Regions from separate parts of the Mus musculus genome. Here region 2 is linked to region 1. Evidence: chromatin loops called from intact Hi-C (ENCODE). Cell type or tissue: left cerebral cortex. All regions are shown on one strand. Links, peaks and the distances in the headings refer to the core of each region. The heading gives the core; the rest is flanking DNA. Region 1 holds the start of Klrb1a (killer cell lectin-like receptor subfamily B member 1A). Region 2 holds the start of Klrb1c (killer cell lectin-like receptor subfamily B member 1C).

The links. Peaks named below come from ENCODE experiments on the same cell type or tissue, not always from the same donor. Only the 100,000 strongest peaks of a DNase experiment are listed, where the experiment ranks them.
Region 2: a loop joins it to region 1, with 19 times the contacts of the local background. A loop is called at or near these places in 10 of 42 quality-filtered maps.

What each region holds. Positions count from the first base shown.
Region 1 is chr6:128,615,445-128,632,887 of GRCm38, reverse strand. Klrb1a (killer cell lectin-like receptor subfamily B member 1A) reads left to right here and starts at 9,954. Exons shown (of 6, transcript NM_010737.3): 1 at 9,954-10,157; 2 at 12,538-12,636; 3 at 13,714-13,788; 4 at 14,277-14,431; 5 at 14,719-14,834. The coding sequence starts at 10,055. In left cerebral cortex, for the core only: no CTCF peak of the experiment used is centred there; DNase peaks (open chromatin) are centred at 8,273 and 9,898.
Region 2 is chr6:128,784,801-128,798,924 of GRCm38, reverse strand. Klrb1c (killer cell lectin-like receptor subfamily B member 1C) reads left to right here and starts at 10,284. Exons shown (of 6, transcript NM_001159904.1): 1 at 10,284-10,528; 2 at 12,902-13,000; 3 at 14,114-14,124. The coding sequence starts at 10,300. It overlaps Gm34755 (a long non-coding RNA gene), which reads right to left and starts at 216. Exons shown (of 4, transcript XR_378057.3): 1 at 1-216. In left cerebral cortex, for the core only: no CTCF peak of the experiment used is centred there; no DNase peak of the experiment used is centred there.

The sequences.
Region 1 (17,443 bases), core at 4,557-12,556:
AAAGCAAAAATTAATTTTAAAAATTTTTAAAAAGAAATACTGTGTTGTATTCTTACAATAAAGTAAATAGAGAACGAGTGAATTGGCATTGTGACCTAGTTAGAACCTGATTAAAATAACACAGCCTTTGGGAAGAAGTTGGTAAGATGTCAAGAGTGTTAAAAATTGCTGGACTTGGTGGAGGACATCTTGAAGCCTAGCAGTCAAGAGGGAAGCAGATCTCTGTGAACTTGAGGCTACCCTGGCCTACATGGCAAGCTCCAGGACAGACAAGGAAAGGTGGGGGCGGGGAGAACGGATGCTACAAATTCCAGTGGCACTGCCATACCCACTGGAATCAGCAAGACTCATGGAGTCTGCACAGCGCTTGACAGTTCCAGTGAAGCTGAGCGATTGCTGCCGTCGCTGTCCTTCTAACTTTTAGGTTTGGGTCTCCGTGTGTTGCATTTCTTGGGGACTTTCTGTGTTATGATTCACTTCATGTCTTCTCCAAAGAAAATGATATCTGATTCTTTTTAGAAACCTCTTAAAATTACCTTTATCTGGCTGCCATTTGCAAGTCTTCCTCATGCTCTGGAGGTCACTGAGCACATAGCTAAAGGAGGCCAGTACTCCATGAATCTTCTTGGGGTGCCTGCCCCTGAGCAAACCCAAACACTGTGGTTGGTGCAGGGCAAACAGAGACAACTGACAAACTCTGACAGGCCAAGAGACTAGGTTACAGATTCAAGGTCACTTTTTATTATAGGCTTAGAGCTGTCTGAAAATATAGTTTAAAAATTGGGGGAGGGGGGTGTTGTACAAGGTACACCCTTGGAGAAACAGACTCAGTGAATACGATAGGTTCAATAATATAAAATTTTCCTGCTTTGTAGCACAGGAGCTAGGTATTAATGTTTGGTATTCATACAAAGACCACTTTAGATATTTTCTGTTTGTCTGGAGTGCTCTCAATCTATAAACATTGCCATCCTAAAAGAAGGCTGTCATATAATAAATGTGTTTGCTTTGGAGGTGACATTCTCTAAGCTGGAATTTTAGGGTTGATAATAAAAGCAATATCTGTTCTGTTCTCTAATTGAGACTGAATGTGTAACCCTGGGCATGTAATGAAAACTCAAACACAATCTGTAGCACTTGGGTAATCATTTGTCTGCCTTTGATCTGTGGAACCTGTGTGAATAAAGAAGCAGCTGGGTGCTCGTCAGTCAGAGCTGTGCGATTCCCTTGCACATCTCCTGACTCACTCCCCTTCCCTCCTGATATCATCTTGTTTCCTGATAACCTCTGTGGACCCCCAAGACAGCAACGACCCTCTGCCCCTCTGCTGGGGAAGGACCCTGGCCTCCCAGTGCTCTGGGCTCAAAAGATAAATTATTTGGACAACATCCAGTTCTCCTGATTGCTTCCTGTTTGGAGGCACACGGGTTGTGTTGCCTGAAAGGTTAAAAACCTTGTTTATTGATCAGACACTCTGGACTATCAACGCTCTGTTTGTCAGTCCATAGTCCATGAGTGACAATGGGTGAGAACCCAGATTGCTCATGAGAAGACTCCAGGAGAACAGGACAAGCGTCCTGGGACCTCAGCCCTCCAAAGCAAAGCGTTGTTCTTGGAACGTGCTTTTGTGCCGCTCCCAAGTGTAGTACACAGGAGTGGGTTGACTTCAGATTACCGTTAGCTCACTTCAAATGATGTTCCCAAGCATGGGCTGTCCTCGAAGCTGTACACAGCCGGAACTCATGTGAATACACCTTGCCCTGTGATTGTATGTAGCTTCAACTCACGTGAGCCTTGCTCATAAGACCTTGCTCAACCCTCAGAATACACATACACTGTCTGATGCTCCAAGTAAAGTTGGCTATTACATGAGACTTTTGTCCTGCTCCTTCCTCGTCCAGGTTCACACTGCTAACTAGAGTCGTGACAACATTGTTCTGCATGCTGGAATGCTTCAGAGGAATATTACAGATATCTGGAAATATATTCCCTCCTCTTCCTCCTCCTCTTCCTCTTCCGTTTTCTTCTTCTTTCCAGGGTGTGTTAGCTGAGAGAAAAACTTAAAGCAGGAGGAATGTCTTTGGCCCAGCTTCAGAATTTTCAGCCCTTGTTAAAGCTGTTCCCGAGCTCAGGGAGACGCAGGATGTGATGGTGGAGAACGTGTGGCACCCGGAAGCAGAAGAGAGGTCTTTTCATGCCTTCTCTAAGTGGTTCGGGCTGAACTGGTAACACTAGGGAAGTAGGAGCAGGGAGGGCCGAGAGCAGAGACACAGCACAGGACACAGAAGAGCAGAGGCAGGGACCGCTGAGTGTAGGCAGTCGTGCTGGGGACACAGCAAGGCAGCTGCTGCTGGACAGCTGAAGAAGCAGCAGTTGATTGGTTTGTGAACAGTCAGGGAAGGAGCGAGAAGGAAGATGGGAAAGAGGACAAAGAGGGCAGAGCTGAGGTTGAAAAAGCATAAAGGGCTGTAAGGAGAGAGAGGAGAGAAATCTCGGGTCCTTGTTGCCAGAAAGAGTCCTGGAGAGCTACCAAGTCTTCATGCACAAGGGTCTTAGACCCGGGGCTGAGAGAGCTGTAACACAGGTTTCTGCCAAAGGCAGAAAGGTCAGGAGCCATGGGGTCTGTATTGAGAGCTGAGGATACTGGTAGTAGAGGTCTGCCCAATGACTGAACACTAGAGGGCGCCAATTGCTGCTGATTCCCAAATAGTCCCTTGGCTTGCTTCTTCTGCAGTCACTGAGGATAATTGCAGGGAAGCAAAAGCTGCCAGGACTGGAAATGGCAAAGCTTCTTGCCTATCCAGGTGGAGGGAAAGAACCTTCATCCAGCAGATCCCTGACATTTCCACACTCAGAGCTTAATTATCACAATAGCTTGCTGTGGACTTTGCATAGGCATGGCTCTGACCTTCCTTTACCACAAACTGCACCAGAATAGGCGGGGAGGCAGGGGTGGGGCTGGACAGGGGGCAGGGAACAAATCTGAAAACTGATGAAGAATTTGTATCCAAAGGAATATTTTAGGATAAATTAGATAATATCATTCGGCAATCTTATCATAGTCGGTAAATTATGGACAGCTTTGACTTTGGTAAGAGGATTTCTGCAATAGCCTAAATGAAAGGAATGAAGCATGAAAACAGAAATAAATGAGCACAGTTAGCAGAGACAATGAGAACTAAAGGAGGTAAGAGGGTATTAAGCTACCTGTCAGACACGATAAAGCAACGGAAAGGGTAAGAGTTAAATAACTATGAAATCTGACATGTATACACCTGGTATTTCTGAAGAACACACAGCACAGAAGTTTAACACTCATACGGGAAAGCTTCACAGAAAATAACTTGAGAAGTCAAGGGAAAATGCATGCTGAGGAAATCCCTTGCTTCCTGTGTAAACAGGGGTAACTCTCACAGCTAAGGGGTGATAGGAGGTTTCAGAAATTATTTGCATTTGCCCCTCATGTGAGCTCACCATAAATATAAATAAAATGCATTTGTCTATATAATTTTTTATCTGGTTGTATACTCACAACCTAGAACCGTTGGTCACCCGTCTGGGACTTCCTGTGTTTCAGGTACATTCTCTACTGTCACTCCATTCCTAACAGCACAACCATCCATCCACACAACATCACACTCACACACACACACACACACACTCACACACACACACACAACACACACACACACCCACACACACACACACACACACACTGCATACACACACACACACACACAGACACACACACACACACATACACACATACACATACACACATACACAGACACACACACACACACACACACACACACACACACCTGCCTTTGCTTTTAATTCCAGGAGTCCAGCTTCATATGCACATAGTCTCACATGATGTGTATTCTATACTTCAGTTCTTACATGCAACCCTCCCAACAGATAGTGAGGCTTGTGTGTAGAGACGCTGACCACCTAATAAGGGGGCCATATTGTCTAGGAAAGGGAGTGTTGGGGTTCAAGAATTGCCTCACAAACCACAAGGACACCCATCTCAGTCAGGCTGGGAGAGTTATTGAGCATATGCCCCAGGGCTGGCCAACCTGGGCCATGGTCCAGTTTCAGGAACTGAACTGGACCCTGAGTTAAGATCCTACAGGGTTGTTAATCCCCAAATCCACAAATATCTGTGTTATTTCACCAACCAGGTCTTAGGGGATTTCCTAAGGAACATGTCTTGGTTGTACATTTATCCTGCTCCCATTATCGGGGTATTCAACTGTAGCAAGGGACTTGCCTTATCTAAAATTCATGTCCTGTCTTGTCTACCAGGATGGGATATATCTAACATCCATGTCTTAACTTACCAACCAGGATGTCAATTACCCATGTACATGTCCCTTTCTGCCATGTAGGATGTCAGTTCCCAGGGAGTTCTTGGGGGCTTTAATTTTACTGGACCACTACTCAAAATGGAAGTCTTATTCCAAATAGGGTTTTTATATTGGTGCAGGTGTCTCTCTTATGTTGGGGTCCACCCCAGGGGCAGCTTTTACCATAAAAGCTTATGTATAGATGCAGGATGTGCTGTTGTGTGGTTGGTTCAGGTTGAAGCTTGTTGTAGATAACCATACAAAACAGTTCTCCTGACTTCTATCATGACTGGTTTCCAAGAGCACAGAACATAACAGAATATGCCAACCTTGGCATTAGAAAATTTTCTAGTAACAGCAGAAACATATGAGAAAGTTTTCTTTTAATAGCAGGCTGGCCAGGAACAGTTACCTAGGCCTTAATATTTTACCTAAGCCTTAACAGGGGGACTTGAAGAAGAGTGAATTCCAGGGCTGTGTCCCCTTCCTTTCCCCATCTACGATCTTTGTTTTTTACAACAGAATTATAGAACCATTTGTTACAGAAATAAACAAAATCGATGTTCATAGACTCCACACAGGTGCTAATAGGCCTGTTAGTACTTTAAATGGTTACTGTGTCTACTGACCATAATTACAAAAACCTGCTTTTTTGGAGACCTTTGCGGTTGGTATTTCCTGTGCACAGAGACAACTGGTCTGCTCTTGTTTGCAGTGGAAAATTCTGAGCCTTGACTATTAAAGGCTTTTAGCAAGTGTCTTATTTCATCATGATTTTGAAAGTTTTATGAGTACTGCTGTCATTTATTCTAGGAAAAGTCAGGAAGAGTGCTTCCTGTGCAGAAGAGTTTGCCTTAAAGTCTGATGGTAATCGATGGTTTTCTTGGTGTTTAGAAGTCATGAGTCTTTGCTATTTGTCCTGCAACCATCCATTCAGCTATGATATTCAGTCACACACACACAGACATTTAGAGCTGGCTCAAAGGGTGACAGCACTGACAGCCACATCTGATGAGCAGAATTTGATCACTAAAACTCACAGGGTGGATGGAGAGAACCAATTCTTGTGAGTTCACATGTCATAGCATGTGCACACACACACACATACACACACACACACACACACACACACATACACATATTAAATACACAAATGTTCTAGAGTGTTAACAATAAAAAAAGCCTTGATGCCTCCAAATAAAACTGTAATGAAGACAGAGTCTTGGTTCATTAGCTAAAATGGAGCTTTTGAGTTTTACCCTAATCTACTATGACTGATAACATAAAGATTTGGGCACAGATACAGGGGAGGGGAGGTGGGAATAGAGAAACAAGAAGATCGCTTTGAGATCACGAGGGAGGCCTCTGATGAAATCAACTTTGAGAACACTCTGATTGTAGACTTTGGCTTCCAGAACTCTGAGAATATAAATTCCTGTTGTTTCAGCTGCCCAGACTGGGGTACTCTTTATGCAAATCCTAGAAAATCCAATACAGTAAGTACTCCACATCTGCTCCACAGTGCAAATAGGAATCACAGTACAAACACAGCAATTATGTCACGTGTTCACTTCGATATATATCCGTCATCATGAACAGAAGTGGGGAGGGCAGACCCTCCAGTTTTAGAGAAAATGTTTTCAGTCTACATCATGGAGTATGATGTTCGTCACTGGCTTTTAGATTTAAAAATGTTTTAACACATTGATCAAGTGAATGACTGACTAGTTGTCTTTGTTGAGCAAGCATGATACACCTGAGTCCCTTAGTGTGTTTGTGGAGGTCAGAGCACAGAGGACAGCTGTGGAAGCATCCCTCTCCATCAGATGAGTCCTGACAATTGATCTCAGATCATCAGGTGTGGTGGGAGGAGCCTCTTCGCATAGAGCCATCTCTGCAGTCTACTACTGTCCTCACAGATGGGCTTCCCCACTAATTTGATAAACTCCTCAGCAGGAGTGGTGTGTAATCTTGTCAAGTGCTGCTTCACCTCTGCATTCACTGAGGTGACCAAATATCAAATACAAAATGTCTTCCTGTTTGCTTCTATTTATATTGTTAAATAATTGTGTTCGTTCATCATTTCCTGCCTCCCATTAGTGCTTTCTCTGGGGATCTGTTAGCTCACTGAGGATGTTTAGAACTTTTTTTTTTTTAAATTCTGTCAAGCAGCTCACACATCTTTGACATCTTAGTCTATGAAGCACCATTTCAATGGGGCCATCTTTCCCTGTTTCTTTAGATCTGTGTACAATATTTTCTCCATTTGTTATTTTGCTGGTTTATTTTTAGGTTGTTGTTGTTTCTTAACACAAGGTCCCTCTACATAGCACTGACTGTTCTAAAACTCACTCTGTAGACCAGGCTGGCCTTGAACTCACAGAGATCCACCTGCCTCTGCCTCCCAAGTGCTGGCATCAAAGGCTTAAGCCACTATGCCCAGTTCTCACAGTGGCTCAAGCATTTGAAAACTAAGTCACATGCTCCAGGCATTGCAAATGCTCTTCACCCAAGGGAACTCTTCACCAATCAGCCCAGGTGGAAATAAAGACACTCCTCTAATCGTTCCCATGTCACTCTCCCTAGAACCTGCCTGGGAACTGCACTTGGAACTTGCTGTTTCCTTTATGTTCTGTGGGATCCGAAACTGTGATTTGGCAAGGCAGGGTCACTAATGTCTGTGTTCTTCTTCCCATTGTTGCCACAGAAAAGAAGTTTCCCTTTTCTGATCCCCTGCCCCATACACACACTATTAGTTTGGCTATTTAAATTGGCTTCTCGAGGATGGGTGGCTGAAGCTGCCTTCTTGGGCTACAGACTGAAATGGAAGTGGTGACATTCCCTCCCATCCACAATCCAAGTAAGATGGCTGGATGAGTTCCCCAAGCATGAACTCTCAGAGGGTTTTATGGGCTTTTCCCTGTGCAGTAGTTATGCAGGTATTCGGCCTGTGTAGTAGTTATGCAGGTATTCGGCCTGTGTAGTAGTTATGCAGGTATTCGGCCTGTGTAGTAGTTATGCAGGTATTCCGTGCTGTTCTCTAGATTCTGTGTCAAGCACAGTGACCTCAGCTGGCTGTGCCCACAGACACATGAGACTCTGGGCACTTCTGGTCACTTCACACCGTAGCCAGCGCCTGTTAAAGAGAACATCACACCTCAGAACTGTGACTTTTCACAAGGCCACTGTGGATTCCTAGAAGCCATAGACACCTTCAGAACTCAGTAAAACCTCTATGTCCTCAAAGCACCATTTGAATCTTCTGCTAAGAGCATCAGCCTTCTCCTTCCTGACCTTTCTAACGCATCTCCACAGTTTTCATTGGTTTCCAGGTTATTAGGTGGTTATAAGCCACCTAAATATTTGCAGAGTTTATTCACACACTCCCCACCTAAGGCTCCTGTTATCTTGGCAAAGGAAAGGGATTATGGGCAGAAACAAGCATCACTAATAAGCATTTGGGTGTGTTCTTTATATACCTTTGCTTGGGGTCCTTATATATGCTGAAATTTTTGTGTACTGAAAGTTGAGACTATTTTCATGAATTCTCTACATTCGATTGTAAAATATCATGACCCAAGATGGGAAATTCTGTTTTATTTAGATTTAGTTGCGAAAATCTTTAGTCTAGGAAAAGTATGAAAGGTCAGCAACATAGGTGAAGGGGTGCTTGCCTCAAATTCATGAGGCTCGAAGGTCAACTCCCAGCACTACAAAAAAAATAAATAGATGGAGCATGGTGCAGAACCCTGTGCTCAACCTGGTGTTGAGTAAAATGGCTGACGTCAGAGATGGCTGAGGAGGCTCCACTGAGTCTTAAGTGAGCTGTGAGGCCCTCAGATATACATCCCCTTGCTTCCTTCTTCACTGGTCTTGGCGGATGCGTCTGAGCACTCTGCGATGAGTGTGCACCATCTGTCTCCTGGAACTCACAGCCAGCTGACAGCTGCAAAGCTCTGTAATTGTGAGGACTTGGTATAATTTCACTCTGACCACAGAAGGAGACTTTAAGGAAGTCCTTGCTTTTCTTCTTCACTTGTAATGTGTGAATGTGTGACTTGGCATTAGTAGTCCTTGCTCTAAGACTCTAGGACTGAAAACCCTTGGAGGAGTTATCACATCCCATAGACCCAAGTCCTCTACTACCTGAGCTCTGACAGATGAAGTCCTTTCACTCAGGTGAATGAAGTTACATCCCCGTGGACCTTCAGGACAGGGCAGAGCCAGAGCAGCAAGTGGGGCTCTGCCCTCAGTGTTTTTCCTGTTGTGTCAGTCATGAATTCTTCCCACAGTCATGACATGTCCACATCTCACAGCTTCCTTCACAGCATGACTGTTTCAGGAGGATCTTAGAGCTTCAACTCATGTCACATATAACTGTGGACTTGCACATATTACTATTTATTTTTACAACATAGCATAGTATATTGTTGTATCTTGATTGCCAGTAAATTGGTAAAAGAAGTCACTTAAGTTTGAATTGAGGAAGAATGTTGCATTTCACAGACCCTGGGCTGCATTCACCTTGAGAGAATTGTGGGAAGCCACATGTGCCGTTGCAAGGTGGCACTGGCTTCCGCTGGCCACCACGCATACATAGGCAGTAAAGTTTTTTGCCAAGATGAGGTTTTGAGAATTAACCAATCAGATGAGAGAGAAGCTAGCCAATCAGATGAGAGTCAAGTTAACCAATCAGATGTGAGAAATGCAAATGAGGTGGTAAGCATAACCCATGCATAACCAATCCGGGTGTGAGACACACCTCTCCTAGGCCTATATAAGCAGCACCAGTTCTGGGCTTGGGATCTCTTTGCCTCTGCTATCAAGCTCTCCCAATAAACTTGTGCAGAAGGATCCTGTTGCAGCATCGTTCTTGCTGGTGAGTCGGGCGCACGCAAGAGAGAATAACTCAAAACAAATGGTTACCAGATTCAGAACAAAAGAAGACCACATGTTACACCTTCCTTTCTTAAGACAATAACATGTAATGAGAGCAGATGCAGAGACCCACAGCCAAACATTAGGCAGAGCTCAGGAGCCCCATGAAAGTGGCAGAGGAAGGATTGTGGGAGCCAGAGGCATGGAGGACACCAGGAGAACATGGCCCACAGAATCATCTAAGCAGGGCTCATAGGGACTCACAGAGCCTGAAGCAGCAGTCATGAAGCCTGCATGGGTCTGCACTAGGCCCTCTGTATATATGCTATAGCTGTAAGCTTGGTGTTTTTCTGGAATTCCTAACAGTTGGAGTTCAGGTATCTCTGACTCTTTTCCCTGCTCATGGGAATCTTTTCCTCCTACTGGACTGTCTTATCCAGCCCTGGTAAGAGGGTTTGTGCCCTCTTATTGCATCTTGTTATCCTGTATTCAGTTGATGTCACTGGGAGGCCTGCTCTTTTCTGAAGGGAAACAAAGGAGCAGTGGATGGGGGAGTGGAGAGGAAGGGGAACTGGGAGGAAAGAAGGGAGGGAAGGCTGTGGTCAGAGTGTTTTGCGTGGGAGAAGAATAAAGAAAAGAAAAAAGACAGCAGTGTGTAAGCTGTGTGGGCAGGACAGACAGCAAGGTCAGTCGGTAACCATGGAGAAACCCTCAGAGACAGGAGTCAGTGGGTGTAGGCACAGAGCAGAGCATTCACAGAGGACTTCCTTTTGCTCACTTCACCCCAAAGGCCTTGGAGTTTGCCCCTGCTCACCAGTTCAGTGATGCATCTCCTATGCACAATGGACACAGCAAGGGTCTACTTTGGTTTAAAGCCACCCAGGACTCCAGGGGCTTGGCATGAGTCACCCCCATCTCTTCCCCCAGGTCAGTCACTTTATTTTTCCTTGTAGTATTAAAATATCTTCCAGAGTTATGATTTTCTTACAGTTTTAAGTTATTGCTATGAAAGTGAGCAACCATCTACCAGCGCTGAAGAGTGTAGATGGCTACAACTTTGGATTAATAAAAAGCTCATCGGTTCCATCTTTAATCAGTCAGTCAGTGTGAAACTTGGGTAGGCATTCCTTTTGTCTTTAGCTACGGGCCCTGAAGAAAGGATATTTTACATCTACAAGGAGAAAGTAAGGCAGACTCACTATAAAGCATCTTGCCTGGTCCAAACTTCTCTACAGAACACAAACACCACGACTCCTCTCCGTGCCATTCTAGCACTGAGCACTGGAGGAGTTGAGGGATGTAGCACCCTGTTTGCCAGAAATGTGGAAGACTGATAGGAGGCATTTATGAAGGGTACCATGACTTAGGGATGGATGAAAAGAGACAGACACAGAGGCCAAAAGTATGTCTACAGTGGTCATGGTATGGTATGGAGTTCTGTGACATAACTGAGTTTCCTTATCTAAAACTGCAGTGCTTAAAATCTAACCTTTCTATACTGTGTCAAGAATGTGAACCCACAACTCTTTAAGGCTGTTTGTCAGAAACTAGTTTTAAAAAATAGTTTGGAGGGCTGGTGAGATGGCTCAGTGGGTTAGAGCACCCGACTGCTCTTCTGAAGGTCCAGAGTTCAAATCCCAGCAACCACATGGTGGCTCACAACCATCCGTAACGAAATCTGACTCCCTCTTCTGGAGTGTCTGAAGACAGCTACAATGTACTTACATATAATAAATGAATAAATCTTTAAAAAAAATAGTTTGGAAAAAAGTACAAAGAAAAAAGTCACCAAAACTGCGTTATAAACTTTACATTGTTTCTGGGAAAGTGGAGGGTTTTGTTGATCAGAGTGGGATTTGAGGGAGCCAGTTATGTGTGGTAGGTGCAGGCAAGTGCTTGTTTTCCCTATTTATGACTGCAAACATGGAGAAGGGACTTGAGAAGCTAAAGGTTGGGGTTCTGTTTTCCCACTGAGTCTAGTCAGCTCTGCCAGTGTGTGCATGGTTTTTGGGTCATGCCCTGGAGCACAGGTGGCCTCTTAGGAACTGTATCCTAGAACAAAACTGACTCTCCCACTCCTAGCAGCCATCAGCTGTCAATGACTCCCCAGATGACATTGGAAGTCCATACCCAACTCCCCCCACCATGCTGGACCTTTGCCTGACTTGAGTTTTTGAAGGTCTTGTGCAGGCTATTACAAATGGCATGAGTTCATATGTGCAACTGCCCTGCTGTGTCTGAAAGACAGTGTTTCATTACAGTTGTCCACCATCTCTGACTCTGCAGTTATTCTGTCCCCTCTGCTGTGATGATGGCAGAGCCTTGGTTAGGGATGGGATGAGATGCAGATGTGCCACTTAGGGCTGAGTACTTCATAGTCTCTTATTCTCTACTTGTTCTGGGTGGTGCACACTTATAATTCCATCACTTGGGAGGCAGAGGCAGGAGAATCAGGAGCTCAAGGTCATCTTCAGCCACACAGAGTTAGCAGTCAGCCTGGACTGAGGAGTAACCCTGTCTTAGAAACATAACAGAGCACAACAAAAAGAAATTTTGAAAGTACTCTATTTAAGGAAGGAACACTGTGAAAGCTACAGTCAGATTGTATTTAGTGTATGCTTAATGTGTGTGCATGGGTGTGTATATATAGAGGCTGGTGCTAACCACAGTTTCAGTTCATCTAACCATTAGGGTGTTTGGAATTCAGCCAATAAGGGGGGACTAACACAACTGAAATACTGAAATACCGTCTGAAATCACAAGTTGCTTCCCCTTGGATATCACGCCTTTGATTCAAAATGGAGATCATTGTAGACAACAGTGAAGAAGACTTCATGTCCAGGAATAGAATCATATGTCATTAGCACTGAAAGTCATCAGTACCACAAAACTGAGCATCAAAAGCATCTCTTGATTAAAGGATCTTCCTTAGAGATGCTCTGACTCCCTTCCCAAAATAGAACATACCATTTACTTTTGGACAGCACTCAATCACATGTATCGAGATTGATTCAGCCAATGGACAGCACTCAATCACATGTATCGAGATTGATTCAGCCGATGCTCCTTTGTGCATAATACATACATAAGTATTATTCTTTCAGTCCTGCTTTATCAAAGCAAACATCTGAACCTAACGGAGAGTTCATCTCATGGAATTCTGCTTTAAGATGGTAGAGAAAGTCTCATATCTGCAACCGACCCTCTACTTGATTCCAATTGTCCTTGTTAGTCAAGACCACCTTTAACTGTTAGTCCAGATGTTCTGTACTGGCTTAAATGAGTTACAAGGTTCTTAACTTCGCAGATGCCTGTCGGTGCCCACGTTCACACAGGTTGGCTCTGAAGCTCAGCTGTGCTGGGCTCATCCTCCTTGTCGTGACCCTGATTGGGATGAGTGTTTTAGGTAAGTGAGGCCAGGGCTTGTGCTTCACAATCCTTCCTCTGCTTCCATCATAAATATCGGTGCCTCTTCACATGATTTGGCCCCTTGGTCCTGGAGGAGGGTCAATGACGTGAGTAGAAACCGGACAGTATCCCAAACCCAGTGAGAAATTTCACATTGCCTTCATGCTTTCAAATTCCTCTAAGACCCATTAGGGGCTGTTAACACAAAGGGATCTCTAACAGACCTGAGCATGGCAAAGATGGCACCAGCAGATTTTGTCCCCTTTCCCCTCCCCCCAGCACCCATTCCTCTCCCTTGCTAAACCCCCCACGTCTATTCCCTTAGCCACTCCCTTTTGCCTGATTCCTTCCTGAGATTGATCACTGAGGTCCAGCATCAAAGTCCAGTTATCAAAATCCAATATTTGGCTCCTCTGGCTAACATGCCAATCAGGACTTCCCAACTGAACCTGGCACAGACTTCCCCTTGTTCTTCATAAAAACCCATTCTTGCAAAAATCACCCGCTGCTGTCTTTGCCTGATCCAACGGCAACCAGTCTCACAATCCCTCCAGGGTAATAAATGTCCTTTGTGCTGAGAACTTGCTGTCTGAGTGTATTCTGAGCTGACTCCAAGTCCCCAGACTCCAACACACATGTACACAGAGCCTAAAAATATAAATCATATTGTGACAAAAACATAACAAGGCAAACTAAAAGGCTCTGGTGTTGGTTTATTAAGCATCTATTAAACTAAACTCCAGCAGCACTAAGCTGTCTTCTGTGGAGGGGGTGCTTATACTCATTCTGAAGATGAGGATTCAGGCAGTGAGGGTGGGTAAGTTAAGTCTCTGTGACACCATTGGATAATAGGTCACACTAAACAGAGGTGGGAATCCACGTGTTCTGTGTTTTTCTTCTTTGTTTGTATATTGTCTCCACACTCCTCCCTCAGCCCAGTTTTCTAATATTTTATTCTCAGTCCAGAAGTTCAGGTTTGTTGAAATAACTTGATTTCCTGGAGTGAGAAATGGAGCATACCTGTTCCACCATGCATTTTGGCGTTAATCTCTCTCTGTGTTTTCTCATTTATCAGTGCGAGTCCTAATACAAAAACCATCAATAGAAAAATGCTATGTGCTTATTCAAGAGAACCTGAATAAAACAACAGGTAATTTTTTGTGCCTTGTATTTTGCAAGAATACTAGCTATTTACCAGGGGTTACTTACAGTCAGCTAAGGCTTACAACAACCATCTCTGAACATGCTATATCACCATATCTTATGTTAGAGAAAATTGCTGCATAGAAACTTGTTGAGGGTCTCATAATTGGTAGTTGATAAGGCTGGTAGCATCTTTGAAACTATGTGACCTTGAAGCTTGAGATCTCAACCACTTGGCCATACTGCCTAGGGATGCTAGCATACTTGATCATTAACTTAAGAAAACGCTGTGTCAAACAGTTAACTCTGTTTAATGTATACTAATAGAAAAAAGTATATTCCTTGTTATTTATAATTCTTTGATGTGTCATAACAGTAATCTTGTTCCTGTACATGTTAATAAAAGTGTGTGTTAGTAAAGCAACTAATGTGTGTAACCAGCTGTGGTGCAGCAAGAACAGGGTAGAAATACACCATGTCTTCCTCTCGCTTCAGATTGTTCAGCTAAGCTAGAGTGCCCACAAGACTGGCTTTCACACCGAGATAAGTGCTTTCACGTTTCTCAAGTTTCCAACACTTGGGAGGAAGGTCTAGTTGATTGTGATGGAAAAGGAGCCACTTTGATGCTCATTCAAGACCAAGAAGAACTGGTAAGATGTCCAATACAATAGAGACATTAGCATGTTCTTCTAAGAAAGTGGAGACTTTGCATTATGGAAGCTCATAGTCTGAGAGACTAATTGCACATGTGAGCCAAAAACTACATGTGTAAGGTGAGTGTCCTTTGGATCATAAATATGGGGCACAGATTTCACAAAGGAGGAAGAACTATCTGTGTTGGGGACTCAGGATGGGTACAGGTTTCAGGAGGCTGATAGAATGTGAATCACCAATACACAGACTCAGGGTTAAGTCCTCTGCTCTGTTTTGATTGTAGAGATTCCTACTGGACTCAATAAAGGAAAAATACAATTCATTTTGGATTGGACTAAGGTACACATTGCCAGACATGAACTGGAAGTGGATAAATGGATCGACTTTAAATTCTGATGTGTGAGTACTAGAGGAGGTAACTTGAATATTAATTTCAGGTCAGAACAGTGTAGGGCTCTAACACTGACAGTATATGAACAATCTGAAAATATGATTCCAAATGTGAAATTTTCCATGTATGAAAAGATACCAGCATTTTATGATTTTGTATGTATGTGTGTATATTTGTATGTATGTATATATGTATGTATGTATGTATGTATGTATACAATGACGTTCTAAGGCCCGGGGACTAGACAAAAAAAAGAACTTTGGAGAAGATGTGCTTTGTTTTTTGTTTGTTTGTTTGTTTACTTAATCACTTTACATCTTGCTCACTGCCCACCTCCAGGTCACCCCCTCCCACAATCCTTCCCCACCCCTTCTTCTTCTCTGAGTATCCTTGTAACATTGCGCCAGCAAAACTCACTCGGACAACCAGATCCTTCTACGGCAAAGCTTTATTGCTTACTTCTCAGGAAGATCCCGAACCCGGAAAATGGAGCTGCTTACATACCCCTCTGTGTGACGTGTCAGCTCCTGATTAGCTGCTCACCCATCACCCCACTATTACACCCCGGGATGGGCAGTGACTTGGCATGAATTTACTCCAGCACCTGCGCACATTGCTTGTTTACTAGTTAGGCACTGAGGAAGCCAGCGCCATCTTGTAATGGCGATTGTTCACGGCTCTCCACGTCTCCCCCTTTTTATTTTATTAAAATTTGAGGCTGGTCTAGGCCTCTGCAGTTATGTCCATCTGCTGTGGCTCCTGTCTTAGGTCGTTCCTCCAATGTCACAGCCTTTCCCGTCATAGGGTAGCCCTATCGCCACCGGGTCCCGTGTCTTAGGTTGGTCTGTACATGAGGAAAGTTGCCTGTCTCTGGATACTGCAGTACTGTGTGACAGTAACTGCTAAATGATCTAGGGTGAACTCTATAAAAGAGGCCAGCCAAAAAACAAATTAGTAAACCTCAGCGATGTGCAAGTACTGAGCAATGAGCATTGAGTCTCTCACATCCCAGTGCAATGGATCCACAAATCTGTGGGATGCAATAGCAGAGAACTCAGATGCCATTTAGGTCTTAAGCATGGACAGCCAAATTTCAGGGGAGGCCCCTTGTTCAATGGCTGCAAGTGCCTGAGCAATAACGACCTTGTCACAGTTTTGTTGGGTTCTGAGCTTCCAAACTAACCAGAGCATAAACACAAGTCCACAGCAGATGGCAGCAGCAAATAAAACTACCCCCACCCGTTCCTTAAAATAAGAAAATGCAGATGAAATCTAGGAGGAGAGACCCTCTGTCAATGACAGGTCCACTCGTGTCGAGTTGATCTTTAGAACGGCTGCTCTCAGGGCCGCATCTCATCGAATCCTTCAGACCAATTTCCTGCAAGATATAGAAAAAGCTGCCTAGACAGATTAGCTGCACGAGTAAATTTTTCATATTGAACACTAGTAATACACAGAGCACCTAATTTCACACAGAGCACCTAATTTTCTTTCACAGCCCAACTGGGCCAACTGGTATAGAACACTTATCTGTTTCTCAACCAGATCGAGGCACTGATTCAAAATCATCAGCCTTCCCTTCAGCTGGGCACTAGCACCTGCCTCATTACTTAGAATCCATTGGTAATATGGCCAAATATTTTCTTTTTCTGTAGCATCTCCTTTATCATTCATTACAGCAAACTCCAATGGAGGTGACAAAATAAAACCCTTTGCTATTTCTTTCCAAGGAAAATTTTTTGATTGACAAGGTGAAAAAGCTATAGGAAATGCAAGGTCCGGATGACACCAAGGCATGCTGCGTATAGCAGTAGCATTGTCAACAGGCCATCGTGATCTTATGGGAATAGTCACATTTCCCTTTATCATAATCGTAGTGATATTTATAGGTGAAGTTACATTATTTTCAACATCACTTGATCCTGATTGTGCTCCTTGAGCAACTTGCGTTAAAGCATTAAATAACACTCCAGAGCTCACTTTATTTTGGCTAATGGAATCTGCCCAATTAGAGATAATCTTTTTCTTTAAAAATATTCAGTTGTCAAAAACAAAGGCAAGGTAGAAGAATTGGAATGTACCGGTAAAGGTACTGGCCATGATCTTACTATGGCCCACAAAGGTATACTTATCCTGGTCTCAATCATCAGGAGTAAGAATAACAGGCTCATCTTGAGATTCATCTTGCTCTTTCACTGTCCTTGTCAGTCGCGTCGGGACCCAAAGTGGATTTTCTTCACCCTGTGGAAAAAGCACAAATATCTCCCCGGGATCTGATTAAGATAGGATCTGGGTCATACCATTTATTATCAAGGACATTCTTCTACTTGACCATTTCATTGAGCAGTTGAGGCCATTGTCCGTGCCTTTCAGCTGGTGATCTCCCAGCATTATCCAGTTTTAAGAAATTAAGAGTAACTATTATAAGGGATAGAGCCATCTTTGGCATCATAGCCTTTATCCCCCCTTTTTGTTTTTGTTTTTTAAAGAAGTTTTAATTCTCCTAGTTACCTAATGACCGGTTTGATATAGAGGCCTTCATATACATTCCGTGTCCTCCCCAGGACATAGCCTGTGGGAGTCTGTTGCCTTGATGCCAGTTGTAGGTCATGAATGT
Region 2 (14,124 bases), core at 4,633-12,632, 170 kb before region 1:
TCACAACCAAAAATATAAGAGTTCGGTTCCCAGCACCCACGGCTGTCTCTCCAGCCACCTTTTTTGCCTTATACCACACACACAAAACACACTCCGAGTGAGCGCGCAAAATTAAACAGAAAAACCCTGTCTCGATTAAAAAAAAAAAAAAAAAAAAAAAAAAAAAAAAAAGAGGAAAAACTAAATAAATCCCGTCTCTCCTCACTAAATTGCAATTAAGACATCATTTTGTTGCCTTTAAGCAACGTAATCAATTTCAATTGATTTTTAACAGATATTTCAATTGGTTTTATCGAAACCAGCTTCAAATCTACACGTTCTCCCAAGGCTCACAGACACTCAGAGACACCGAGAACACTTCTCTAGCTACTCTGCACCATCTCTCTTCTGCCTGGTGTTTTTGACATCAACTTCAGGGTTCACAGTGTGGGCTCTCAGGGAACACCCAGCCATAGAGATCTGCACCCCCACACTTCTGCTGGTCCACACCCTGCACTTGATTTGCGCGTGCTGGCGTCTGCCCTCTTAGTCACTTAGTGTGATGACCTCTTTCACCTGGTGTGGCTTTCTGAGTACATGTCCTGGCTGGGCTCTGTGGAGTAAAATGTTTGGATGTCTCCTGAGATACAGTGGTCCCCTAACCCTCTATCCTCGCCCGTGATCAAAACCTTTAGGGGACAGAGTAATAAAGGTTCTGGATTAGCAAGTGGGTGAGGGTTTTAGAAAGGCCGAGCAAGGAAAAGAATTCCTAGTTTCCTTGTCCTGCAATGGACCCCAGGGACTCCTTGCCTTTTCCATAACAACTACAACAAAACGCCCCTCTGCTGCCTCTGGAATCGGTCAGTAACTTCAGAGAGGAAGCTGGGGTAGAAAAGGCTCCAGACAGTGCCCAAAGGATGGAGAAGGGGGAGCCGTGTTCACAGAACAGCCATGTAAGGCGGGGCTGGTGTGGGGCTGTGATACTGTTCATCCTAATTAGGTTTCAATTGTTGTGATAAAACGTCAGGGTCCAAAATAATCGAGGGTATAACTACAAATTTACAGTCAATAGCTCACCAGGAAAGGAAGCTGGGACAAGAGCTGAAGAAGACTCAGAAAAACACTGCTTCCTGGCTTGTTCCTCATGTTCCTCATGTCCTGCTCATATTTGCCTGTCTACACCCCAGGACTACCCGCCAAAGGGTGGCACAGCCCACAGAAGGATGGACTGTTTCACATCTATCACCAGTCACGAAAATGCCCCCATAGAGTTGACAATCTGATGGATGCAAAGTCTCGGCCGGGGTTCTCTCTTCCCAACTTGGTTCAAACTGACAAACCTAACAGCACACTGGTGTTTTCTCTGGGAAGACCAGCAATTCCCACCGACTCCAGCACCACCTCTTCTCTTATGACCCCGCTAGTTCTTGTCAGGGCCTGTTGGACCTGTCTTTAGGCATTTTTCTACCTGAGAACTGTCTACAGTACACATCGTGCTCACACATACCGCATAAAATACACACATACACAACGATCTTTAAAAATAGAAATGAACCAAGCAGTGGTGACACACGCCTTTAATCCCAGCACTTGGGAGGCAGAGGCAGGCAGTTTTCTGAGTTCGAGACCAGCCTGATCTAGGACAGCCAGGGCTGTATATAGAAACCCTATCTCAAAAATAAATAAATAAATGAATATCTAAATAAATAATAGAAATGAGCCAAAATGTGGGATAAAATAACACATACATAGTAAATGCATTGAATATTCTTAATGCTACCAAACTAGGGGGAAAATAGTTGAGCATTTTTAAAACTGATACTTCAATTACTTCATGCCCTGTGTTTTCCCTCTGAGGGAAATTCCCATGTTCACATAAAAAGCTGTCTGTGTTTACAACGACTTTATGAATTAACCCTTATATTTTACAAAAACTCAAATATCCCTGAGCTCATGACAAAGTAAACCAACTTTACACAGCACTGGGGAAAATGAGTGAAAAGGGAAAACGGGGTCTTCATGCCTGCACCTGCCCATTACTTCTGCTGGCTAAATGTCTGCAGCTTTCTGCCCACAGAGGTCCCTAAACTACAACCCGCTGGTCATCTTAAGTTTCCCTTAAAGCACCTTTCTGCCCAAACAGTTTCCCTTGGGCTAGCAAAATGGCCCTGTGAGGAAAGCTTCAAGCCTGGCGACCTGAGTTCACTCCCCGGAACCTACACAAAAGTGGAAGGAGAGAACCAGATACATATAGTTGTCCTCTCACCTCTAAATGTGGGCCATGGCACGTGTGACCCCCCCCCCCACACACACACCCCACCATCACCATCATCACCACCCAAAACAAAAACAACACAAAAACCCCACCCCCTTGCACTATTTTATTTAGAGAATCTGACCACAGAGCAGCGGTTTTCTGCTGGGAAATTCTAACGGCCAGCATCCTGTTCTCATTCTGCTCACACTTTACCCACCAGTTTCCTGTTAGTTTTTCCTGGCCTGTTTGCAACACTGTCTTTCTTTTAGGGTGTGAGATGCATCCTGTGTAATCCCAGCTCACGCCTCACATCTCTCCTGCCCTGGAATCTCCTGCTGTATCCAGCTGTGTTGGTGTGTGACACACAGCTGTGGAGTGCACTGTGCGTGGCTCTCAGATGCATTGCTACTGCAGGGATCCAGCCCATGGTGTTCTTAAAAAGCAAGTGTGTAAGAGCAGAAAGAGAAGGGTGCCATGGGCTGGGCTACACAGGGAAGGAGTGTCTACAGAAGGGCATGGGGTCCTGGGGTGGAGTCTGGGTTTATACCTTGATTGTGATGGAGACTCTATGATTATATATGTTCTCAAACTTCATGGAAGTGTGCAACAAATGAATGAATTATTATATATATATATTCAGTACTTATATATGTATACATATATATTCAGTACTTATATATGTATACATATATATTCAGTATACACACACACACACACACACACACACACACACACACACATATATATGTGTATGTATGTATACACACAAATATACACAACAAGGAGCCTCAGCTTAAAGTAAGGAAGAGCTGAGACAGGTCTGGATGCTTAAGCTGCCTAGGACAGGAGAAACAACCGGATCAAGCAGATTTAGAAGCAGAGGCTCCAAAGGTGGACAGTTCCTGTTCTCCTTGAAATAGGAAATGTCTTTGGATCTGTAATGGCCAGAGTTCAGAGACACCAGCAGGAGCTCTGGTTTCTCCTAAGTGAGCTCCCAGTTTGCATGCAGTGCACAGGGTGTGACAGACACTAATGGTGCTGCTGAACAGCTTTAACACTGGATCCCTAGAGTTTCTTTTCTCTTTTCCTTTTTACCCCCTGTTACTGAAAATAGATTCTTTGATCAGACAATAAATCCCCTTCCCTCTGCTCCTCTCCATTTCCCCATTCCTCCTCTCCCATCCAGATCCACTCCCTCTCTGTCTCTCCTTAGAAAAGAACTGTCTTCTTGTACAAGATAACAACAAAACACAACAAAAACAAAATAAAATAAATATATTAGGACAAAACAAAAGCCATCACATCAGATTTGCACAAGGAAACCAACAGAAGGAATAGAGCCCCAAAGCAGGCATAAGAGTCAGAGATCCACTCACTCACACACTCAGGTGTTGTGGGTTGCCCTGGTGCTGTTTGTATTTTGATGCTAATTCTGCTTCCTCAAGAGGGGCTGCCCCAGTGAGGAGTGGATCACTCAGGTGATTCCATTTGAGCCTTCTCCCCATTTTAAGTGGTCAAATAAAGGCTGGAGCCTATGACTGGGCAGTGGAAGAGAAAGGTGGGGCTGGAAATGTTAGAGAGGGAGAGAGAGGAAGGAGGAGAGAGAAACTAGGAGACAGAGGAGAGAGAGGAAGGTGAAGGAGGAGGAAGTGGAAGGAAGATGGAGCAGAACCACGTGGCCTGGAGGAGCCACAAGTAGCAAGGGATCTCCCAGCTGGGGAATGGAGTAGTGTAGTGGTGTATATATTCAATCTAGGCACACAGCTTATAAATACAATAACTGAGTTGTATGTTCTTTGCACAGGCTTATTGGGATTGGAGATTTACCACAACACTCAGGAATCCCATAAAAATACTAATCTGAAAGCTAAAATCTGTGTGCAGAGGATCTAGGGTAGAGCCACGCAGACCTGTGCTTGTTGCTGCAGGCTCTGTGAATTCATAGAGCTTTGCTCAGTTGATTTACAGGGCCGTGTTCTGCTGCTGACCTCCATGTTTCTAGCTCTTACACTCTTTCCATCTCCTCTCCCATGGGATTCTCTGAGCGCTGTAGGAAGGAATTTGCTGAAGACATTTAGAACTGCCTGTTCCAAGGCCCCTCCCCTCTGCATAATGTCAAGTTGTGGGTCTCAGTTGTCCCCATCTGCTGTGGGAGGAAGCTTCTCTGGTGATGGCTTAGTAAGGAACTGGTCTATGAATATTAGAGAATATCATCAGGAGTCATTTATTTGTCCCTATTTTTGGGGGTGGGGTGGGTTTGGGAGACTCTAATGATGACTGATTCTATTCATGGGGGCTATAGATCTGTTTAACTTGCTTATCTGATCTTGATTTAAGTTTTATATGTGGTACCTACTGAGAAAATCATTCATTTCTTTTATATTTTCCAGTTGATGGAGTACAGGTTTTTGAAGTAGGTCCTTATAGGTCTCTGGATTTCCTCCATGTCTGTTGTTATTTCCCCCTTTTTTGTTTCTGATTTCCAATACACTCTCTGCCTTTTAATTAATTTGGATAAGGGTTTGCCAAATCTTACTGATTTTCTCAAAGAACCAACTCTCTGTTATATGTTTCTTTGTGTTTGTTTGCTTCTATTTTATTGACTTCTGCCAGGAGTTTGATAATTCCTGCTGCCTACTCCTCTTGGATATGATTTTATCGTTTTGTTCCAGAGAGTTCACGTGGGCTCTTATCTCCACTCTGTTCCCACATGCAGGGTTCCACTGCAGGGCACAGCTTCTCTCCTTGTTGATTTATCACAGGTTGAGAAGTCAGGCGGTCGGTCGTTTCCTCTTGTTCTCCCTGGGGTTGAGCACTAATGGCTGCACTGTACTTACCTAGAAATGTGTGGGAAGTGCTGTTTGTTTTTTCAAGACAGGGTTTCTCTGTGTAGCCCTGGCTGTCCTGGAATTCAATCTATAAGCGTGGCTGGTCTCAAAGTTACTGACCCACCTAAGGCATGCTCTACCACTCCTGGGTTTGAGAGCACTTTTGATATATTCTGCAAAAGTGGTCAGAGGGATTGACTGGATGGAAAGGGGAGAAAGAAGAGATGCTTGCCAAGGCTGTTGTTGGTGAACTTGAAGCTGGTTTACAGCCAGTGGAAATGCAAAATGGCTGAGCTGTTGTGAAGACAGTAGGGCCCATGACTAAAGAAGCAAAGAAACAAATGGATTATTGAATATCCAATCAGTCAATGACAGACTGACTGACAGACTGAGTCAATGATAGAGAGCACCAAAGGATCCAGCAATCTGCCATGGAGTGCATATCTGAAGGATGAGAGACAGGGTTCATAGTCACTGCAGTAGGATTCACAACAGCCCAAAAGGAAGCAGCAGATAAGCTTGCTTCACCAGGGACAGATAGACAGCAAGGGTTGAGTGTATAGATCATATTCTTCAGCTTTAAGAAAGAATGGCAAGTTATGGGCCCTATGTAGGATGTGGGAAAGGTGGTATATGCCCTATGTAGGATGTGGGGCAGGTTGTATATGCCCTATGCAGGATGTGGGGCAGGAGGTATATGCTCTATGTAAGATGTGGGCCAGGTGGTATATGTCCTATGTAGGATGTGGGGCAGGAGGTATATTCCCTATGTAGGATGTGGGGCAGTGTAGGGCAGCGTGGGGGAATAAAGGGAGTGGGAGAAAACCTGCATCCTGCCAGAGTTCCAATGCTCTGGGTGGGCAGACGCCAGAGGATTGCTGCATGCTTTCCACATGGCCCCAGATGCGTGTCTGGCTGTGGGAAGCTATGAACTCAGCCCTCAGGAGGTGGACAAGGGGCAGTCCAAGGTCTCTGGGCCTCACGGAGGCCAGAGATAACAGGTTCTTAGTCTCAGGCATCCCAGACACAGCTGGACACCTCGGAAGAGCTGAGAACAAAATGGGGGCCCCCAGGGGTCGCTCGGCCATCCCCAGGGCCGAAGGGAGGAGAGGGCAGGGAGAGAGAGGGCTCTGGGTGGTTCCCATGTGGGCGAGAGTCCTTGGTCCAGTCCATGGTTAGAGTGCCTTGGGGGTGGGGGGAAGGTTAGACACAGCACTTTAGGGGAAAGAGCCATCGTTCAAGCACAGGGGGACTTGACTCTCAGAGACAGTCTATGGTTTTAGAGCTTTATTGGAGAAAGGCAGGGAGAAAGAGAGAAGATAGAAAGAGAGAGGCCGGCCATGATCACAAGCGAAAACTTCTATAATACCAGTATGGCTCTATGAGGAGAAGGGAGCCAGACACAGGACCGTCTTCAGAAGCTCCTGATCCTCTCAGTCTGGCTACTGGGGCATAAAAAACAAACAAAACAGTTACAAACAAGGTAGGAAGGTGAGAGGATTCATGCCCACAATTGTCCTCTTACCTCCACTCTGATTGTAGACTTTGGCTTCCAGAACTCCGAGAATATAAATTCCTGTTGTTTCAGCTGCCCAGACTGTGGTACTCTATGCAAATCCTAGAAAATCCAATACAGTAAGTACTCCACATCTGCTCCACAGTGCAAATAGGAATCACAGTACAAACACAGCAAATATGTCACGTGTTCACTTCGATATTTTCCCATGTCATCGCAAACAGAAGTGGGGAGGGCAGACCCTCCAGTTTTAGAGAAAATGTTTTCAGTCTACATCATGGAGAATGATGTTAGTCACTGGCTTTTAGATTTAAAATGTTTTAACACATTGATCAAGTGATTGACTGACTAGTTGTCTTTGTTGAGCAAGCATGGCACACCTGAGTCCCTTAGTGTGTTTGTGGAGGTCAGAGCACAGAGGACAGCTATGGAAGCATCCCTCTCCATCATGTGGGTCTTGACAATTGAACTCAGATCATCAGGTGTGGTGGGAGGAGCCTCTTCACATAGAGCCATCTACAGAGATGCAGTCTACTTCTGTCCTCACAGATGGGCTTTCCCTCTGACTTAATAAACTCCTCAGCAGGAGTGGTGTGTAATCTTGTCAAGTGCTGCTTCACCTCTGCATTTACTGAGGTGACCAAATAACAAATACAAAATGTCTTCCTTTTTGCTTTTATTTATATTGTTAAATAATTGTGTCCGTTCATCATTTCCTGCCTCCCATTAGTGCTTTCTCTGGGGATCTGTTAGCTCACTGAGCATGTTTAGGACAATTTCTTTTTTTTAATTCTGTCAAGCAGCTCACACATCTGTGACATCTTAGTCTATGAAGCATCATTTCAATGGGGCCATCTTTCCCTGTTTCTTTGGATCTGTGTACAATATTTTCTCCATTTGTTATTTTGCTGGTTTATTTTTATGTTATAGTTATTGTTGTTTCTTAAGACAAGGTCCCTTTACATAGTCCTGGCTGCTCTGGAACTCACTCTGCAGACCAAGCTGCCCTGTAGATCCACCTGCCCGTGCCTCCCGAATGCTAGGATCAAAGGCTTACACCACTGTGCTCAGTTCTCACGGTGGCTTAAGCATTTGCCAACCAATTCAACTGGTCCAGGCTTTACAAATGCTCTTCACCCAAGCGAACTCTTCACCAATCATCCCAAATAAAGACACTCCTCTAATAATTCCCATGTCTCACTCTCCCTAGAACCTGCCTGGGAACTGCACTTGGAACACGCTGTTTCCTTTATGTTCTGTGGGCTCCAAAACTGTGATTTGGCAGGGCAGGGTCACTACTCTCTGTGTTCTTCTTTCTGTTGTTGCCACATTGAAGACGTAAGTTTCCCTTTTCTGATCCCCTGCCCCATACACACACTATTGGCTTCTCGAGGATGGGTGGCTGAAGCTGCCTTCTTGGGCTACAGACTGAAATGGAAGTGGTGACATTCCCTCCCATACACAATCCAAGTAAGATGGCTGGATGAGTTCCCTAAGTATGAACTCTCAGAGGGTTTTATGGGCTTTTCCCTGTGTAGTAGTTATGCAGGTATTCGGCCTGTGTAGTGGTTATGCAGGTATTCGGTGCTGTTCTCTAGATTCTGTGTCAAGCACAGTGACCTCAGCTGGCTGTGCCCACAGACACATGAGACTCTGGGCACTTCTGGTCACTTCACGCCTTAGCCAGTGCCTGTTAAAGAGAACATCACACCTCAGAACTGTGACTTTTCACAAGGCCACTGTGGATTCCTAGAAGCCATAGACACCTTCAGAACTCAGTAAAACCTCTATGTCCTCAAAGCACCATTTGAATCTTCTGCTAAGAGCATCAGCCTTCTCCTTCCTGACCTTTCTAACGCATCTCCACAGTTTTCATTGGTTTCCAGGTTATTAGGTGGTTATAAGCCACCTAAATATTTGCAGAGTTTATTCACACACTCCCCACCTAAGGCTCCTGTTATCTTGGCAAAGGAAAGGGATTATGGGCAGAAACAAGCATCACTAATAAGCATTTGGGTGTGTTCTTTATATACTAAGGCTTGAGGTTCTTATATATGCTGAAATCTTTTATGTACTAAAAGTTGAATCCATTTTCATGGATTCTCTATATTTGACTGTAAAATATCATGACTAAAGATGAAAAATATTGTGTGATTGCTAAAATCTTCGGTCTAGGCAAAGCATGAAGCGTCAGGAACATAGGCAATTGAGTGCTTGCCTCAAATTCACGAGGACTGAAAAAAAAATAGATGGAGCATGGTGCAGAACCCTATGCTCAGCCTTGTGTTGAGTAAAATGGCTGTCATCAGAGACAGCTGAGGAGGCCCCACTGAGTCTTAAGTGAGCTGTGAGGCCCTCATATATAATTCCCCCTGCTTCCTTCTTCAGTGATCTTGTGGCATATGCTATGAGTGTGCACCTTCTGTCTCCTGGAACTCTCAGCCAGCTGACACCTGCACTGTCATTTAGTGATGAGTGCCTGGTACAATTCCATTCTGACCACAGAAGGTGACTTTAAGGAAGTCCTTGCTTTTCTTTATCACTTATAATGTGTGAATGTGTGACTCGGCATTAGTAGTCCTTGCTCTAAGACTCTAGGCCTGGAAACCCTTGGAGGAGTTATCACATCCCATAGACCCAAGTCCTCCACTCCCTGAGCTCTGACAGATGAAGTCCTTTCACTCAGGTGAATGATGTTACACCCACCTGGACCTTCAGGACAGGGTAGAGCCAGAGCTGCAGGTGTCGCTCCGCCCTCAGTGTTTTTCCTGTTGTGTCAGTCATGAATTCTTCCCACAGTCATGACATGTCCACATCTCACAGCTTCCTTCACAGCATGGATGTTTCAGGAGGATCTTAGAGCTTCAGCTCATGTCACGTATAACTGTGGACTTGCACATATTACTATTTATTTTTACAATAATATATTGTATCTTGATTGCTGGTAAATTGGTAAAAATCAGTCACTTAAATTTGAATTGAGGAAGAATGTTGCATTTCACTGACCCTCGGCTGCATTCACCTTGAGAGAATAACTCAAAACAAATGGTTACCAGATTCAGAACAAAAGAAGACCACATGTTACACCTTCCTTTCTTAAGACAATAACATGTAATGGGAGCAGATGCAGAGACCCACAGCCAAACATTAGGCAGAGCACAGGAGCCCCATGAAAGTGGCAGAGGAAGGACTGTGGGAGCCAGAGGCATGGAGGACACCAGGACACCAGGAGAACATGGCCCACAGAATCATCTAAGCAGGGCTCATAGGGACTCACAGAGCCTGAAGCAGCAGTCATAAAGCCTGCATGGGTCTGCACTAGGCCCTCTGCATATATGTTATGGCTGTCAGCTTGGTATTCTTCTGGAATTCCTAACAGTTGGAGTTCGAGTGTCTCTGACTCTTTTCCCTGCTCATGGGAATCTTTTCCTCCTGCTGCACTGTCTTATCCAACCCTGGTAAGAGGATTTGTGCCCAGTCTTATTGCATCTTGTTATCCTGTATTCAGTTGATGTCACTGGGAGGCCTGTTCCTTTCTGAAGGGAGACAAAGGAGCAGTGGATCTGGGGGAGCGGAGAGGAAGGGGAAGTAGGAGGAAAGGAAGGAAGGAAAGCTGTGGTCATGGTGTTTTGTATGAGGGAAGAACACAGAAAAAAAAAAAAAAGACAGTAGTGTGTAAGCTGTGTGGGTGGGACAGACAGCAAGGTCAGTCAGTAACCATGGAGAAACCCTCAGAGACAGGAATCAGTGGGTGTGGGAACAGAGCAGAGCATTCACAGAGGACTTTCTTTTGCTTATTTCACCTCAAAGGCCTTGGAGTTTGTCCCTTCTCACCACCAGTTAAGTGTTGCATCTCCTGTGAAATGGACACAGCAAGTATCTACCTCGGTTTAAAGCCACCCAGGACACTGGGGGCTTGGCATGAGTCACCCCCATCTCTTCCCCCAGGTCAGTCACTTTATTTTTCCTTGTAACATTAGAATATCTTCCAGAGTTATGATTTTTCTTACAGTTTTAAGTTATTGCTATGAAAGTGAGCAACCATCTACCAGCGCTGAAGAGTGTAGATGGCTACAACTTTGGATTAATAAAAAGCTCACTGGTTCCATCTTTAATCAGTCAGTCAGTGTGAAACTTGAGCAGGTATTCTTTTGACTTTAGCCACAAGATCCTGAAGATATTTCATATCTACAAGGAAAGAGATTCTTCTGGCAGGCAGACTCACTATAAAGCGTCTTGCCTGGTCCAGACTTCTCTGCAGAACACAAACACCACGACTCCTCTCCATGCCATTCTAGCACTGAGCACTGGAGGAGTTGAGGGATGTGGCACCCTGTTTGCCAGAAATGTGGAAGACTGATAGGAGGCATTTATGAAGGGTACCATGACTTAGGGATGGATGAAAAGAGACAGACACAGAGGCCGAAAGTATGTCTACAGTGGTCATGGTATGGTATGGAGTTCAGTGACATAACTGAGTTTCCTTATCTAAAACTGCAGTGCTTAAAATCTAGCCTGTCTATACTGTGTCAAGAATGTAAACCCACAACTCTTTAAGGCTGTTTGTCAGAAACTATAAAAAAAAATAGTTAAAAAAAAAATCAGGAAGCCGGGCATGGTGGTGCATGCCTTTAATTCCAGCACTTGGGAGGCAGAGACAGGCAGATTTCTGAGTTCGAGGCCAACCTGGTCTACAAAGTGAGTTCCAGGACCTCCAAGACTATACAGAGAAACCCTGTCTCAAAAAACTGAAAAAAAAAGAAAAAAAAAAATCAGGAAAAAAGTACAGAGAAAAAAGTCACCAAAACTGCATTATAAACTTTACATAGGGTCTGGGAAAGTGGAGGGTTTTGTTGACCAGAGGGGGATTTGAGGGGCCAGTTATGTGTGGTAGGTGCAGGCAAGTGTTTGCTTTCCCTGTTTATGATTGCAAACATGGAAGACATGACTTGAGAAGCTGAAGGTTTGGGGTTTTGTTTTCCCACTGAGTCTAGACAGCACTGCCAGTGTGTGCATGGGCTTAAGGTCATGACCTGGAGCACAGGTGGCCTCATAGGGACTGTATCCTTGAACAAAACTGACTCTCCCACTCCTAGCAGCCATCAGCTGTCAATGACTCCCCAGATGACGTTGGAACTCCATGCCCAACTCCCCCGACTACTCTGGGCCTTTACCTGACTTGAGCTTTCGAAGGTCTTGTGCAGGCTATCACAAATGGCCTGAATTCATATATGCAACTGCCCTACTGTGTCTGAAAGACAGTGTTTCATTGAAGTTGTCCACCATCTCTGGCTCTGCAGTCATTCTTTCCCCTCTTCTGTGATAATGGCAGAGCTTTGTTTTGCGGTGGGATGAGATGCAGATGTGCCACTTAGGACTGAGTACTTTATAGTCTCCTATTCCCTACTTGTTCTGGGTGGTGCACACCTATAATTCCACCACTTGGGAGGCAGAGGCAGGAAAATCAGGAGCTCAAGGTCATCTTCAGCCACACAGAGGGTTAGCAGTCAGCCTGGACTAAGGGGTAACCCTGCCTTTAAAGTGTAGGAAAGAATGCTGTGAAAACCTCATTGTATAATATGTACTTAGTGTATGCTCTCTCTCTCTCTCTCTCTCTCTCTCTCTCTCTCTCACTCTCTCTCTCTCTCTGTGTGTGTGTGTGTGTGTGTGTGTGTGTGTGTGTGTGTGTGTAAAACAATGTACATAGAGTCTGGTACTGGCCAGTTTCAGTTCCTCTATCCACTGAGGGCTTTGGAATTCAGCCAATAAGGAGGGATTAACACAACTGAAATACTGAAATATTGTCTGAAATCACAAGATGCTTCTCCTTGGATGCCACGCCTTTGATCCAAAACTGGAGATCATTGTAGACAGCAGTGAAGAAGACTTCATGTCCAGGAATAGAATCATATGTCATTAGCACTGAAAGTCATCAGTACCACAAAACTGAGCATCAAAAGCATCTCTTGATTAAAGGATCTTCCTTAGAGATGCTCTGACTCCCTTCCCAAAATAGAACATACCATTTACTTTTGGACAGCACTCAATCACATGTATCGAGATTGATTCAGCCGATGCTCCTTTGTGCATAATACGTACATAAGTATTATTCTTTCAGTCCTGCTTTATCAAAGCAAACAGCTGAACCTAACAGAGAGTTCATCTCCTGGAATTCTGCTTTAAGATGGTGGAGAAAGGCTCATATCTGCAGCCGACCCTCTACTTGAATCCAATTGTCCTTGTTAGTCAAAATCACCTTTAACTGTTAGTCCAGATGTTCTGTACTGGCTTAAATGAGTTACAAGGTTTTTAACTTCGCAGATGCCTGTCGGTGCCCACGTTCACACAGGTTGGCTCTGAAGCTCAGCTGTGCTGGGCTCATCCTCCTTGTCCTGACCCTGATTGGGATGAGTGTCTTAGGTAAGTGAGGCCAGGACTTGTGCTTCACAATCCTTCCTCTGCTTCCATCATAAATATCGGTGCCTCTTCACATGATTGGGACCCTTGGGCCTGGAGGAGGGTCAATGACGTGAGTAGGAACAGGACAGTATCCCATACCCAGTGAGAAATTTCACATTGCCTTCATGCTTCCAAATTCCTCTGAGACCCATTAGGGGCTGTTAACACAAAGGGCTCTCTAACAGGCCTGAGCATGGCAAAGATGGCACCAGCAGATTTTGTCCCCTCCCCCTCCCCCCAGCCCCCCCACCCACCCCCTGTTCCTCTCCTTTGCTAAAGCCCCCAAGGTCTATTCCCTTACTTAGCCACTTCCTTCTGCCTGATTCATTCCTGAGGCTGATCACCGAGGAGGTCCAGCATCAAGGTCCAGTAATCAAAATCCATTATTTGGCTTCCCTGACTAACATGCCAATCAGGACTTCCCAACTGAACCTGGCACAGACTTTCCCTTTTTCTCCTTAAAAACCCACTCTTGCAAAAAACACCTGTTGCTGTCTTTGCCTGATCCAGAGGCAACCAGTCTCGCAATCCCTCCAGGGTAATAAATGTCCTTTGTGCTGAGAATTTGGTGTCTGTGTGTGTTCTGAGCTGACTCCAAGCCCTTAAACTCCAATACACACACAACACACATGTACACAGAGCCTAAAATAATAAATCATAATTGTGACCAAAACAAAAACAAAGCAAACCAAAAGGCTTAAGTGTTTGGTTTATTAAGTGTCTATTAAACTAAACTCCAGCGGCACTAAGCTGTCTTCCTTGGACGGGTGCACTAGTACTCATTCTGAAGATGAGGATTCAGGCAGTGAGGGTGGGTAAGTTAAGTCTCTGTGACGCCATTGGATAATAGGTCACACTAAACAGAGGTGGGAATCCACATGTTCTGTGGTTTTCTTCTTTATTTATGTATTCTGTCTCCACACTCCTTCCTCAGCCCAGTTTGCTAAGATTTTATTCTCAGTCCAGAAGTTCAGGTTTGTTGAAATAACTTGATTTCCTGGAGTGAGAAATGAAACACCTGCTCCATCATTCATTTTAGCGTTAATCCTCTCTGTGTGTTTTCTCATTTACCAGTGCGAGTCTTA